Regions from separate parts of the Homo sapiens genome. Here region 2 is linked to region 1. The links are chromatin loops, found by intact Hi-C in ENCODE. Cell type or tissue: Calu3. All regions are shown on one strand. Links, peaks and the distances in the headings refer to the core of each region. The heading gives the core; the rest is flanking DNA.

Region 1 (8,345 bases), core at 189-8,188:
CTCACTATCAGTATATACTGATACTATATACTAGATATACTGATAATATATATATATATAGTATCAACTGAATACCATTGAGTTCATGAAGTCTTCCTTGATCCTCTTCAGCAGGAAATGATTCTTTCCCTGAACTCCCTCAAATCTTTATCCCTAACTTTTTCCTATTTAAGAATCATAGAAGGAATAAGAGCCAATCATCTTACAAATTGAGTTGCTTGAAAGTAAGGGTCCCTGTTTTATTCACCTTTGTATCTTCCCAGCACCTAACTTAGCTCTTTACCTCTAGTAAGCTCTCAAATAATTATACGGATAAATTACAGGAACTCTAAATGCTCACATTCAACAATTCAATTCCATCTCCCTTCAATTCATTTCCCAAGCACAAACACTGTTAGACAACCAAAACTGTTCCACTCGGAGGTTTATGGATGGATATTATTAGAGAAATGGGAAAAACGGTTCAGAAGCACAGAAAACTATCCCATGAAAGTTTTGATTTTAGAAATGAATAACTGAAGAATTGTTCTACTTCCAATTGATTATTTCCAAAAGATGATTATGGTAAACAAAACCATTTGAAAATGTGCTGTACCATCTGTCCTAGGATGGATCCTAGTAAAACTCGGCTCAGAGTTCTCCATTTGTATTGTATATATTGAGAACACACTAATAATAGCAAACATCTGTCAAGAACTGTGGAAGCCACCTCCTTATAACCAGTAAGAATCTTGCAAAGTTAGATTTAAAGATTACAACATTGCAGCTCAGAAAAGTTAAAATGTCTAGTTTCTTACAGGTGGTAAGTCATAGGAACAGTTCCTGAACCCAGATGTTGGTGGCCAACCACACATTCTATTCTTTCCTTGGCATTGCCTCCCTAATGTAAGCCATAGCTCTACTAGTCAATCCTATAACTGCTAGTAACTTTAAAATACATATGCTTTAAGTCTCCCTGAACAAAGAAATTTCTGAACTTCTATTTCTAGTACTATCAATTTTGTTCCCAAATATTTTTTTTATTAAAATTCTGCCTTAAAAACATTTTTCATGACATGTGATAGTTTCTTCAATCAGTTTAAAGAACATTCTCAGGCCGGGTGCAGTAGCTCACACCTGTAATCCCAGCACTTTGGGAGGCCGAGGCCGGCAGATCACCTGAGGTCAGGAGTTCAAGACCAGCCTGGCCAACATGGCAAAACCCCATCTCTACTAAAAATAAAAAATTAGCCGGGCATTGTGGTGGGCGCCTGTAATCCCAGCTACTCAGGAGCCTGAGGCTGGAGAATCACTTGAACCTAAGAGGCGGAGTTTGCAGTAAGCCAAGATCACACCAGCGCACTCCACCTTGGGCAACAGAGCAAGGCTCTGTTTCAAACAAACAAACAAAAAGAACATTGTCTTCTTAGAATCAATTCCATTAAACATTACAATTCCACATATTTCACCAACGTTTTCCACTAAAGTGTCATAGGGTGATAAGTGACATTATTTACTGCCAAAAATATCTTAAACAAGGAACCCTTTATGTACCTAAAACAAGAGCATAAATGCCCGTAAGTGCTATTATAACTGATAACATATTTCATACAATAAAAATATTTCTTACCTGAATTGTTCCATGGAGAATTAATGAATATGAAATACAACTCCCTCAGGTTAATGATAGGCTGGTGTTAGTAATTTCATTTGGTGGACTTTGTTTTTATATTTGCTTCCTTAAGTATTAAAAACATAAACTGTCCTTTAGCTTAGAATGGAGGTCAATTTATTAGATTCATAAAACAGAAGAAAGGAATAATCAACTGAAACGGAAAAGTTTAATGTAATAATGGAATTAAAATTAACTTACTATAATTATGTATAGAATAAGCACATCTCTAAGAAATATAGTTTTCCTAAAAAGAAGCAATTCAAAAACACAACTAATGTTTTGTTTACAGCTTTGTAAAATTATTTAGAAGGTATGCCTTTCAAGACATAGATTAGCCAAAATTATTTCAAGAAATATGTTCATCTAACCTTTGAGCTGGCACCTTATCCTGGCTATTCTCTGCCTTAAGACGTAGAAAGCTGCAAAACAAATGTCCAAAAAAAGAAATTCCAGATCTTTTCTCTGTAAGGAGGCTGGACTTGGGTATTTATCAACTTGTTACATTCCCGGAGACTTACACATATTCAACTTTCAGTGCTTTTCTGAAACAAAAAAAAATCTAGGACATGTTTAAAATAGTAATATTTTAGTCACCATTTTGTTATAAAAAAACATTTCATAACAAAAATATTAACCAATAATTGAAGTTATGCTATTCTTCTATAGTCCAAATTCTAAATTTAAATATTTCAGACCTTTTGTGATGCTGTATTTTCAAATCCAATTTTTCATTTCCAGAATATTAATTTCTGATTCCTAGAGACAGTATCCTTTTATTTAAATTGGAGTTGGAAAACACATCTGAAAAAATTTAAACTTTTGATCAATTAGTAAGAAAGGCTAATAGTTTTAAAATTGATATATTTTTACTTACCTGTTTCTTACATACTGTATGTTCCCTTCTCTCTCCAACTTTGGGGAGGAAATATAATTTTTTTCTTCCCTTCCACAGCATTTTCTTCTTGCATGGCTGCTTTGGTTGTCAATAGCAACAAGAATTACCATGAAAGCACAGCCATTTCACTTGAACATACATAAATAACCCAGTTTGATGAAAGTAAAGGGAAGAAACTTGAAATGGTACTAATAATGGTCAGTGTTTGATCAACCTAGAGATTTTAGAGGTAAGAAAAGGGATAATTTTATTCTTCTCTGCTAAATTAATGCCTTTAAAGGATTAAATATCCACTGTAATTTACAATTGTATATTTATTTGTATAATTTGTATAATTTAAAATTAGGTGAATGGGGCCTTCCTTTGGGTAATATAAGAAGAAAAAAATTCTAAGTCCAATTTGATTTAATTGAAGCAATAATTTAACTATTGATCCAGAATGATTGCTATGTATTTTTAAAGACACAAATTACATTTGCTTGCTAGACTTTTTTTTTTCATATTGGTCAGGTTTCTACTGTTATTTTGAAAAGAACTCACCATATCTTGATGTTGACACATTCCTTAAATAGAATAATAAAATACATCAGGTACAATCTAAGCAAACAGCTGAAATCAAAGTGTAAATAGCAAATTACATTCTGGATCACACAAGTTATGACTATGGTTATATATGAGACAGAAAAAATATAAAAGGATACCGTTTCTTTAATATTCTTTAATTGCCAATTTTGAGTCATCAAATTTATCAGGAAAAATACTTTAAATTATTGTAAGCAAAGGTAAAACAACTTAATAAAGAATAGCAAACATCATTATGTTCTAACTAGTTGTATTAGTACCAAATAGCCAAACAGTTTTGTATAGTCTATTTTATCCTTGTAATATCTTAAGGTTGGGTCATATTTTTCCTACTTGGCATAAATTAGCCTTGAAATACATAGATCTAGTAAGTTTTATGGTATCAATATATACCCGACTTCAAGATAAAATTTTAGCCAATGTCCTATATTTTTTAATTTGCATTTTAAAACTACACAAAACTGCATTTTATGTCAAAGCAATGTTAAATCTGGAATAGATTACTTCTAGGAAGTTTCTGGGAACTATCCTCTATTGAAGGATAAGGAAATTTTTATATGCAACCATCACAACAATTTTTATGAAAGTTGCCAGAAATAAATGCCTTACATACAATTTTTTTTTTTTGCGGTATAAACCCCATTAAAACATTCACTAAAATAGGATTCATTCATAGCACATAATACAGAAAAATCTGTCTCATTTTCTCTTGATAATCTGTTGCTCTATGGCCATCATAAAATGGCCACAGTAGCAAATACAAGCAACATTTCAGCAAAGCTACTCAGGTAGTTTAGAATTCTAGAACTCTCTCCGGCAACTTGCCTAAGAACCCTTGCTTCAGTTCATCTGAAGGTTCTTTACTATACGTGGTTGGAATTAATAAGCACTCTGATGATTTTATGAAATTGTGACTCATAAACCAGAGAAACTAAACTATCTGGGGATTATGTTTCTTGCTTGCTAAACACAGGTTTATGGGTTTGGAGCCAGTCCTGAACTTTGGACCGTGTTAGGAAAATCAAGGATAAGAAACTTTAAAGAACTGAGCCTTTTTTTTTTTTAATCCAAAGGTATGCCCATCTTCTCATGTATAGTTTCATTTACTGTAAAGAATTATAAAATGTCTAAGTATTAGGCCAAGTGTAAACTTTGAAAAGAAATAATAAAATGCTACAGGCTAAGACTGCTGATGCAGTTACCATGTGACTCAGACTGGAGGCATACAGCCCCTTAAGCAAGCAGCACAGCATGACACACACACTTTGTTAAAGGTGATAAATGCCAGGTGCATGCATAAAAGGGAAAGGTCCTCCCTGACACAATGTACTTCTGCCTCTCAACCTTAATCATCAGCTAGAAAAAGCAATAGCTCTAGAAAGTTCTCCATACCCCAACCTTAATTTTCATGCTATATTTTTCATTGTCAAAAACAGTGATATTAGCCTGCAAACTCTTCACAGAAAACTACCTAACTCTGTACATTTATAACACCAACATCCAGGACAACAGACCCTATGGACAACAAGTTAAGTAGCAACATGGATGATCCTAACTTTCAGTACACTACTTTAGAACTATTAAAGATATAAAAAAATTCATCAGACCTCAACACAAGATTTAAGAACACAACATTTAGCAAACCTACACATTATTTCTTCATAATTTTATACTTTTATCCTAAAAAGTAATTGTTTCAAAAAACATTTTTGCCTTAGTTAGAAAATGAAACTGTACATCAGAATGTCTTAATTCTTGGCCATACATAGACACCAAGACACAATCTTTTAATTCTTCAATGATGTAAAAACTCAACCCAAGAGACAAGGGACCCTGAAACCACCATTATCTATGTCAAACTTCATAAAATACTTCTATAATCATGTGAACTTGAAATAATCTATCCAGTAGAAACTATTACCACAGTTAGTATATGCAATATAAAATCAACTCTAAACACTGAAATACACTAAAAAATACAACTAAACATAAGCTATGATTTTGTTTTTCTATTAATTATCAATGGCTTTGCTATTTGTTGGTATGTAAATATTCTGCTGATAATTACCAAGTACCTACAAAATCTTAACACTAAAATAAAATAGGAGGCACTAAACACTTTGGAACAATATTTTGGTGGGAAGTTTATGTCTGGAAAGTCCATCCATGGAGTTTGTTTCTGAAATTCAGCAACACACACCTTTGACCACTTAGGGGCTTTCCTTAGAAACTGAATTTAGGAACTTTGATTTACGAAAATAAGGTTAGTCCAGGCACGGTGGCTCACACCTGTAATGCCAGTACTTTGGAAGGCTGAGGCGGGCAGATCACGAGGTCAGGAGATCGAGACCATCCTGCCTAACATGGTAAAACCCTGTCTCTGCTAAAAATACAAAAAATTAGTTGGTGTGGTGGGCGGGTGCCTATAGTCCTAGCTACTCGGGAGGCTGAGGCAGGAGAATCGCTTGAACCCAGGAGGCAGAGGTTGCAGTGAGCCGAGATTGCACCACTACACTCCAGCCTGGGTGACAGAGGAAGACTCCGTCTCAAAAAAAAAAAAGGCTAAAGGTTTTTGAAAATCAACATGGTTTTTGGCAAAGTAAGCATAAATCCAAAATTCCTAGTTGTGTTTTCCTTTTGTATATATTACTACAAATTTAAACTGTGATGACATATTTCCTAACATTTCAGAGTAAGTGAATAACATCTACAAAAGGCAACCCTAATCTTGTGATCTGATGATGTTATAGCAAAGTAATGTCAGCTCTGGAGAATTTATATTATTAATCTACAGAATGGTTAAAAAGATATTGATCAAATGAAGTGTTTGGTTTTAAAATTTAGTTAAATCTTGACTCTCAACATGCAAATAACCCATGCCAAATCCTTATTCTCAAATTTGCACTCCCCTGGCATCTAGTATCTACCAAAGCTAATGTATGGCAGAAAATGAAGTCTCCTAATAAAAAATAATTGGAATAAAACGGTTTGTTCTCCAAAGCAACAACTATATTCTAAAGCTAAGAAATCATTTTTATTATTCATATCTGTTTCCTCCCATCAGAGTTAAGAATAACAGGTTGATTTAACAGTATTTCAGCAGGCTGTTTAAACTGAAATTCTCCAGAAAATTTATAAAATAATACAGAATGAAAAAATAGATGTCACTATTTTACCACACATCATAATGCTTTATCATGTCTGGCCTGTAATATACTCCTTCATTCTGGCTTTATTAGAAATTTTATTAGGAATTCTATTATGGCCATAATTCTTTAATTATGTATCAGTAGTAATTAAGTAATAAAATCAGAAAACTTAAAAAGAAGTTTTAGTGAATCAAAATAAAAAGTTTATTTGTATTTGATATTACTTAATGAATTCTTTACCTTATAACATACCAATTTTTAAATAACTGGTGTATTTTGCACCCCAATTTGCCCTGGCATGTTCCCAGGGATGCACCATCAATATGCTACTAGTATTTTTCTATGGTTGTAGCTGGTTATTGACATCACTTTGAATTTTTTTCAAGCCAAATTATCTTGGCTACATTTTACTATCTTTGAGGACTGATCATTTGTTTGTTACCGTGAAGACAGAAAACCTCGGCCCTGGCAATGCTAACTTTCTCAGCTCGCTGCCACGTTGATATACGGTGACAATTCAGACAGGGAGATTCTTGGTTCACGCTAGTCTCTGCAGAAAAGGCGTTTGAAGACCTTCTCTTTGTTCCTCCCAAGGAGATGTGACACTTACTGGATTGCTGCACTCTCAGAATATGCATTGAGTCATAATTTTTAAAATCACTATTTGCTTTTTTTTGAGAGAGAAATTATCCTAGGGTATATGTGCATCAGGATTTCAGGTTCTATTGCCTAGGGCTTCAAGAGTACATGAGAATCAGCCCTTCCGCACACCCCAGTGAAAAGATGACTTAGGTTTGGGTACGGGATGTTGATATGCAGAGTATTTCCTACAGACTCTGCTTTGAGTCTGTTCAGGTCTAAGCAACTTATATAAATCAACCCTTATAAATCCAGGTGAATTAAGAAAACAGTTGAGGTTACTTTGACTCCCCGGAACACCTATAGCAATCAGGAACTTTGGGGAAATAAGCACTGGTCAGGGATTCTGTTGTTCCTGGGCTCACTGGCCCATATCCATGTATCAGCATCAGTAGGGTAAATGATGCCTGGGAACAATGTTCATGCCTTTCCTCCTTATTCCAAGCCATAACTGGCATGGAAATGAATATGTATATAGCAAAATGGTGGTGAATTTATATATTGCTATCCAATGGATACAAAATTGATATTAAAAAATCTCCCACTAATTTCTTTGCAGATCCTCCTTTTACTGGAGCCTAGGCGGGGCCCTATCCCTGCTCTATTCACAATGTCTCTGGATATCAACTCCATTAGTTGATTACTGATCTTCAAAATATATCGACTTAAAAAAGAAAGACAAAATGAACTGGCCTTTAATCTGTTAAATAATACAGCAAACTTCAGAACATTGTTAGTGATTCTAACCTGAAACTATCTTGTCTAATCCAGAGCTGTCCATCCAAAACCCTATACAGTTCATCCATCACAGCTAGATATTCTGGGCTGTATCTAGCTGAACGTCAGAAAGCTATGCACATAATGCTTCTTAAACTATGTATAGAACAGCTTTCCGTGAACTGTACTTTTAGAGTAAGGGCCTCATCTTATGTTGACGGATCTTCTATGAAACAGCTTTTCAAAAACCACCACTGGCTTCATGATAGGAATGTTGCTGTGGCCCCTTCCATCCCATCATTCACTCCCACTCCGTAAAGGGCCACGTGAAAGTCTTCGTTCAGAACTACATGCAGTAAAACCATAATTCCTCCCACATAACTTGTTTGCTTTTTCCCTGACAAACAACACAAATTAAATCAGCAATAACATCTTTTACCTTTGGCTACCAGAAGCTAGTAGCCAAATTGTAGGACATATGTAGGATCCTATGGCTTACATATCTGCATTTGAAAAACCCTCCTCCTAATATTTTTATTTTACCCCCATTTTCCTCCATGTAGCCCCTATTTCCTTATTTTAATTGTGTGAATTCCTGGAAGCCACTTTATATACTTTCCCAAACAAGATAGGGCATAAACAAATAGAAATAAAGAAATCAATTTAATTTATCTTTTAAGGTATCTTCTAAGGAATCAAAAATAGAAGA
Region 2 (8,345 bases), core at 265-8,264, 57 kb before region 1:
GAACCTGGGAGAGTCCAATTGATAAGAGAAACTGAATCATACTGATGAGGTGAAGGAAAGGTCTGCCGGTGTGGGGCAGGGCACTCTTTCTCAGCAGCCAAGATAACTTGTCACACACGAAGCAGAGAGAATGCACCCGATGAAAATCTCTCTGAACTGTGTTCCTTGAAGGATCTCTTAAAAAAAAAAAAATCTGAAACATCATCCATTGAACAAATGAAAGGCTTATACCTTTAACATGAAGAAACATTGAAAACCACCGCCACACTAGGACATTACTGAGATACTAAAATATCTGTCCATCATACTCTCATTTGGAATAAATAGTTTCCTTTTTTCTTTAATACTGCTAGGATTGCCATAAGGGAGAGATATTTCAGTGAGCTCAGCATTTGGTGGGCTCTTCCCCTTTCAATCCCTCTCCATTAGGAGGTCAAGAGGGAAATGCCTAAATTAAGCCTTGTCCAAATTATTTAGTTCTAAAGATTTTCACTGCATACTACTAGTAGGATCAAAACATCTTTTGGGAAATTCTATAATTTGTTACTTTTCCTTGGGTAAGAACATCTTTAACCATCTTAAATAGACAAATTTTTATCTAATTTTTTAGAAAGAGAGAGAGATACTGAGATTTTCACACTTCTTTTTTTATGAAGTATTCTAACAATGGCCCCTGCCAAGAAATGCTCCCTTATACTCTAGTCTAAGCCAGTTTCCTCTTGTTCTATTCTTAGTGCATATGGAGAACAGCTGGTCGCCACCCTCTCTGTGCCAACCCTTCATATACTTGAAAACCATCAATGGTTTGCCCCTCAGTCTTCTCTTCTCCAGGCTCAATAATCCCAGTTCCTTTAATTTTCCATCATAGATCTTTTTTTCCAACCCTTTAATCATCTTTGTGATTCCTGGCAAAAATAGCAGAAAATATTCTGATTACTTAATCAGAAATTAAGACAAACCTCAGGAATGATGCCTTTTAAAAGTTACATTGTTTTTTAATATATTGGTAAAATATGCAGGGAGGAAATACAGTTGGGGGTTCATGGATCTTAGAATTCCAACTTGCCCTGCTCCTCCAGTGTGTGTAAATCCCGTTCCAACACATCCCATGCCTCTAAGCATGGGACTTGCTTCCTATCCCATCCTGACACAGCACAACATGAGCAACATAAGTTATGAACTACAACTGCCTAAACTTATATCAATTTAAAACGTTGTGTGAAAATCTGTTCCAATGGAGTTTCCCCCTATGCTTCCTCTCACTCTGCAACAGGATCCTTTTTCTGAATCAACCAAAACTTTTATAAAGCTTCCTACATATTACCAGAGCCATGTTATGATGGTAAAAGCTGTGGTTTTAAAGTGTAACTTGAAACAGTGACAGTTCTAAATTAACTGCAGTTTCTTGTCTTCCTAAAGGTTTCCTATCCTTTGCAGAGATCAAACTCAAGGCCATTAAAAAAAAATTCATCACTCCGTTACCACAACCCAACACTTCTGCCAATTTCCTACTGCTGCCAATATAAGGTCATGGAACTGGATGACATTTCACCATGTATTTTTTTGAGATCACAAGCTGCCCTTTACCTTGCAACTAGAGTCTGTAAATATTTGGAACATGTAAATACTTAATATCAATAGCACATTTACACAAAACACAATACTACTAAGGAGGGATTACGTGCCCACTCTACATAATTGTCTTTAACAGGAAAAAAAAAACAGATAAAAATAAATGTATCTTGATATGTTACACACCCTTATTTTATAAAGTGAATGGCAGTAAAAGTCAGAGTTCAGGTCAGGCCAGAACTAACTTAAGTGAAGAGGGTAAGTCAATTTCACAAGCACATTGTACATCATATCTCAAGGGAAGTCAATACTACTCATGGTACAACACCGAACACATAACATCATAGCCATCTGCAAAGATTTCTTTTAAAAACTGCTCCCGTAACTCACTCTCATAATTTGCTACAAGGAGCACCTTGTAATCAGGATGGAGGATGGTATGGCTCACGCATGCTGAATGCCTTCCTGAAAGAGACACAGGATGGAAGGCAACACCCACAGATGGCTTTGATGTGTCTGCGATGCCCCTGTATTTCAAGGAGGGTATCACTGTTCATTGGGATTGCACAAAAGCAGGCCAGAAAAACCTGGGTCACCAAATAGACTTCCTTCTGACCCACTGACCCACTCTTCTCCTAGGCCTGATAAAAGGGAGAAGAGGAGAGAAGATGAGAATTGGAAAAAGAGGATAGAGCAACATAGGAGTTCATTGTTAGTTCTGGAGTTGTTAGCGTTCTTCAGAGCAGTGGCCTTTTTTCAAGCTCACATCATCTAATCCAATCTCCCCAGTGTGACCACGCCTTTTTTCACCTTTGAAGACGACCTAGGGAGAGAATGCACACACCAGTCAAGCCTCCTCTGCCCCTTTCTAATGCCTCCTTATTAAGCAAAAATAAAGGCAAACCTTCCCCCAAACCAATTTTAAACTTATTTTGCAGGAGGAAAAAAACAGAATATAGTTGCCAGTATCACTGAAGCTTCTCTTTCAGTAGAAACTGAAGTCATCAAACTGTTCATCAGACCACATTACTCAGAATCAATTATTCTTTAAAAAGCCATTCTAAGCTATAGACCAATTCGATTTAGGATTGTTTATAAAGTGCACACTTTTGTCAAGGATTACCAAAGTTAGAAGAGTGTGATAGAATATAAAGGAACAGATATTAGGAGCCAAAGATCTGAAAGATCATAATCACACAGCCTATCTTAAATGTTTCTTAGTTCCTTTGTGGTTAACATCGCTTTCTTGCTGAAAATGGAATAGAATCAAACACCATAATCCAATCACACTGTTGCTTTACCTATGTAAAAACCAAAAACTTTTATTATTCTTACATTATATTTTCTATAGAGCATCCTTGCTCCTTATAAAACAAGAGAAAACCTAAGTGCTATGATTTAAAATGATTATCTTGTTTTATTTCTCTAAACAATAAAAATACTGAGAAAAGTTTTAAGAAAAAATATGTAAGAATTAAACAAAATCCAAGTACTCTGATAAAAACTGTATTAATGGAATCTATCTTTTCTTTCTAAAATGGTTTCTTATAAACTATACCTACATACAGGCATAGGTATCTCCCAACAGCAAGTTTCATAAGCACCAGCAAAATGATGACATTTTCCCAAATGCATTCATAATTTTGTTGGGATGCCCTAGACCATTTTTTTGCTACCTATGTCTTGATTACTTAAGATCAAATTTATATATTCCATCAAAGCACTTCCCACATCCTGTCCTGAATAGAATAGTGCTTTCCAATTGTAGTTCTGAGTTCCCACCCTACGCTGCTTAACTGTGATCTCTGAAACAAAGAAAAAAATTTGAACTTGAAAGAAACATTTCAAAAAAGAAAAAAGAACCATCTCCTGGGTAATTTATGGTAGTAAAAGTTTGAAATCTAAGGAATTAAAAGGAAAGGGAAAGCAGGAACAATTAAGCTCACCACCCCACCCTTGGAAGTTTCTGTTGATCAACTTTAAAAAAAACCAAAAAAACTTTTCTATTCCTAGATTTTTTTTTCCATTAAAAAAAAATGGATCTTTACCAGGGTTAGGGAGAGGTGGTGATCACAGGTTGCAATGAAGAAGGATGAAGAAGCAGAAAGTGGTTTCAGAAAGAGACACTGAATGGAGTCATCAGGCCCAGAAAAAAACCCAAACCTTTATCTGAGCCTGAATTCACACAGCAAGGCTTCTTCAAATTCAGATCCCAGAGTTCTCCTATGAAAGGAAAACGTCCCAGGTCCTGCCTCCTTTGTGGATCTACTTACGCTCTTGATGTCAGCCCCTCGCAAGGTGATCTGTGTTTGCCTCCAGCCATGGCCACCATTTCTTCCCCACAGGGCTGCTCCGTGGGCACCGTGTTTTCTCACAAACACCTGGAGTGTGCCAGAGTGCAGCCCCGTCACCTTGTGCCTGAATGACAGGCACAGGTCCCCTGAATGCATGAGGCGGCCGAGAGGTAGCACCAAGCGTGCAGCTTTTCCCCCTGGGGCTTTGGCTGCCGACACTGTCAGATATTGTCCACCTGGAATGGGAAAAGCAGGGCTGTGTGTATGTGCCAATATCCCTTTCTAGAACAAGCAGCATGGACAGGAGTTTTAGTTTTTTTTTTTTTTTCTTTTCTTTGTAAAGAATTCCAGATTTTTGAAGAAGAAAAATATGACTTATTTGTATGCCTGTCTTAAGTTCTATGGTATGTGTTTACAGAAAACATTCACTTACTTTGCTCATGGAAAGTACAAGTAATGCCAGAGACACACAATAATTAGTAACCAAACACTATGAATATTTCCAGTGGAATATGATCAGACATATAGGCATACAACAACATATACACATTCACCACCTTGTGACCCTCACCAGTTTATGATAACGTTGTCCAACACCCCTGGCGATCTGGCTTGGTGGTTTGGTAAAACTGACCCTAAATTTCTAGGGAGAATTTTCTGGTGGATAATTAACCTCTGAACAGTAAAGCAGATGGTGATTTAAAGGGCCCTATATCTGCTTATTCTCTCCTCCCCCAACTTAAAAAAAAAAAATCTCTAAACGTAAAGGTTCTTTAAAAAAAAAATCAGAGTTGGCAGAGCTTCTCACACTGGTGTAAATCTAACACCAGGAAGATACAGAGGTATTCAGGAAACCCTCCCCGTCTTCCTGGAGCTTCAATTTTATTTGGAGGTAAGCCATTTAAAACATTTTTATAGTAAAACAAATCTATATCATATCTATTCTATAAATATGTCCTATTATATATACATGAACACAAATATTAATAAAAACTTTCACTTTAGATAGACCACTTTGATGATGTTCTCAGATCCCTAGGGCTACAGAGTTTTCTTCCCTCTGTTGTTAAGGAAACTGCATTAGAAAAAAAATGGTTAAGCAGCAGTGAAGTGGGGGGTGCTGCTTCTCAAGAGAGAGAAAGTTGCAAGTAGTATTTTGAAACTTGATCCATGTACAAATGACATTCCCTCAGGCTATTTTATCTCAGTCAACTGAAAACACACTGTATGTTTCAACACTGGTTTTTCCATAGAAAAATGGTTGGAATGTTGAACATGTGTATCTATTTTGGTAGTAATCCCATTTAGTTTTCAGTTAACAGATATAAACTATCATCTCTTTCTTATGCTTAATTTATACAGGACATGATAAAATTTGGTATTAACTTTTTATTCCAGTGTCTTCTCTAACAAGTCCCGTCGGAGCTCTATAGGTCACAGGTGATTTCTGTGCACTTACTGTGTGCCAGCCTCTGTGCTAAGGGCTCCCCAGCAGGTTGTGAACAACTTAAAAGTCTGAACCAAAGTTTCCCCCAAACCTCTGTGTTACCCTGCTAGCAGGCAGCAGGTGTTTAAGGATGTTTGAATCAACGAATGATGTTCCAAGGATACAGCAAAAAACTGCAGGGAAATAGATCCTTGATTCACGTACTTGAATCACTAAAAATACATAATGTCTTAAGAATCTTTCTCCCACTTCCCTTGTCCCCTTCCTCCACAAACTAATCCAAACAATATTTTGGGCCAAAATATTTACATGTCTCACTATAAGTCAGCTTTTGAATCATCACAGGTACTCTGGTTAAGACTAAGATATAAGGTTATTACAGTTAACCTGCAAGTTTCGAGAAAACAAGGATTAAGTCCCTGTGGAATGTACACTGATACCATTCTGCCAGACGCTACCTGCAAACAAGACAACCTAACACACCAAGGTATTCTTTGCATATGCATTTAAAACTCTAAAATTTACAACATGATAAATGAGGTTATGATTGTTCTTCCTCTGTAGAGCTACTCTGTGCGCACCAGGTTTTGCTTTTGCCGTTTTTTTTTTTTTTTTTGGCCATGAAGAATTCGTTCCCTTTGTAATAAAGGAAATGATACAAGTTGGAACATTAACTAAGGGAAAAATTGATTCAGTGTCAAGCAAGTTACCTATTAAAATTTTCACTTCTGATTTCATAATTCTGGTGATAAATGTACAATTATATTAAACATTCATTCAGTTTACAGTATCACAATATCTCAAGAATTTTGGGGAGGGAGGGTAAATAATAGATGCTGCAAAACTTGACCAGAAAGTTGGGTTATAAAATGTTAGTTTATTTATTTTTAATTCTGTAGTGGTTGGTGCCTTTAAATTTTCAATTCACAAAATCTAGAGGTATTTGTGAAGGTTTTGACTTCTGAACTTTTCTTATGTAATACATTCACATAAATGCACATGAATATGAACTTTTTTTAAAAAAAGGAATACTATATTTGCAGTGTTGTAAGTTGCTTCTTGTATAACCATTTTTCTATGGTAGCAAATACACTTTGCATTGCTGCAAGTATGCCAATAACCATTTAGCCAATTTCTTACTGAAGAACATTTAAGTTTCCAAATTTGCATGTTAAGATAAAAATACCATAAAATAGACAAACAAAAATGTTTTTAAATATTTGCAACAAATTAAAAAAGGATAATTTTTCTTTTTGTATAGAAAACTTCCATAAATCAATAAAAATACTAAAGAAAAATAAAGAACATCAGAGAAAAAATGACAAATATATGAAAATGTGATCAACTTTTCACAATAAAAGAAATGCAAAGTAAAATTAAAAGAGATTCCTTTTAACCTATAAGATTGGCAAAGATTTTGAAAATACTTTTATAATATATTGGGAATGGTTTTCAAATATTGTAGGAAGAAGTGTAAATTGCTACAACCTTTATAAAGGGCAATTTAATAAAATCTATCAAAATTCAAAATACAAATTCTCTTTTGACATAGCAATTCCACATTTAGGAATTTATTCTATGGATATAGTCTAACATATATTAAATAATGAATGTATAGGGTTATTCACTGCACTACTGTCTGAACTACCTAAAGTCTTGAAACAACTTATGTTCCTCTGTGGAGGGCTGGCTAAATACATTGTGGTACATCTGATGAGTAATGGAATAGCAGCCAGCCATAAATAAGAATGAGGGTGTTCTGTATGTACTGACAGGGGACATGCTTCAGCCACAATGGCTAATACTATTTTAGTGGTAACTCTGGGCGAGGCACTGCTTGAAATGCCTTACATATGTTTAGTGGATAGTACTTATTATCCCCATTTAAGTAACTTGCTCAAGGTCAAAGCTAGTATGTGGTGGTGCTGGGTTCCAGACCAGGTATTCTGGCTTCAAAGTCCATGTTCTTCCTGTTAACTCTTAAGGTAGTATCGATAAGTGACAAAGGCAAGGCACAGAAGAGAATGCCATTGTATCCAAAAATATCTCTCTGAGAACATAATCAAGAAACTGGCTGCATCTTGCTGGGTGGTGAATGGGAGTCAGGGATGGTAGAAAGCTTTCACTTATATTGTTGATTTATTTTACATTTATGTGTATTTTAAAATAATGTTTTAATGCTGAAATAGACATACTTGTATGTACATGCTGGCATACTTGATACATATGTAAGCAAATTCCTTGTAGCTATCAGTGGCAGACAGAGTGCTGAGTCAGTTGCCCTTAATCCTTGTTCTCCAGAGATCAAGGTTCCAGGAAAAGGGCCTTAGTTCTAGCTTTGACACACACAGGAGAAGGGTGTGTCCCCAGGGCCACAGCTACATACCTGCAGCGCATCACCATGTCTGTCAGCAGCACAATTTTCCATTTCTTAGAGGCATTGTTAATTTCACATCTCACTGTGACTGAATGTGATAAAACCTAATAGCACCATGAAAGGCAGCTAGCAAATGCACTTATTTTGCAGCTATTTCTTAAGGTTTTGAGTTTTGAGAGTTTTCTTAGAAATATTAGCATATAAGAATATTTACAAATCTGGATCTTGGATTAGAACTGCACATCATTAAAATCATCCATAATTGGATATCCAAACACATATTCTTTTATAAGTGGTATAATCTAGATAGAAATAGGTAAATAATTAGCTTGGTAATTAGAATAATACACAGAAATTATTATTTATTATTTTTTTTTGACGGAGTCTTGCTTTGTCACCTAGGCTGGAGTACAGTGGCGTGATCTCGGCTCACTGCAAGCTCTGCCTCCCAGGCTCAAGCGATTCTCCTGCCTCAGCCTACTGAGTAGCTGGGACTACAGGTGCCTGCCACCACGCCTGGCTAATTTTTGTATTTTTAGTAAAGACGGGGTTTCACTATGTTGGCCAGGCTGGTCTTGAACTCCTGACCTCAGGTGATCCACCCACCTCAGCCTCCCAAAGTGCTGGGATTACAGGGGTGAGCCACTGTGTCTAG

Evidence for each region. Peaks named below come from ENCODE experiments on the same cell type or tissue, not always from the same donor. Only the 100,000 strongest peaks of a DNase experiment are listed, where the experiment ranks them.
Region 2: a loop joins it to region 1, with 2.9 times the contacts of the local background. A loop is called at or near these places in 2 of 110 quality-filtered maps.

What each region holds. Positions count from the first base shown.
Region 1 is chr4:105,905,916-105,914,260 of GRCh38, reverse strand. All of the region lies in intron 2 of NPNT (nephronectin), which reads right to left. Among named protein-coding and RNA genes, the nearest start is that of NPNT, 15 kb to the right of the region's middle. In Calu3, for the core only: no CTCF peak of the experiment used is centred there; a DNase peak (open chromatin) is centred at 4,380.
Region 2 is chr4:105,962,945-105,971,289 of GRCh38, reverse strand. NPNT (nephronectin) reads right to left here. Exons shown (of 12, transcript NM_001033047.3): 11 at 3,846-4,102; 12 at 1-2,395. The coding sequence ends at 2,300. Among named protein-coding and RNA genes, the nearest start is that of NPNT, 72 kb to the right of the region's middle. In Calu3, for the core only: no CTCF peak of the experiment used is centred there; a DNase peak (open chromatin) is centred at 4,049.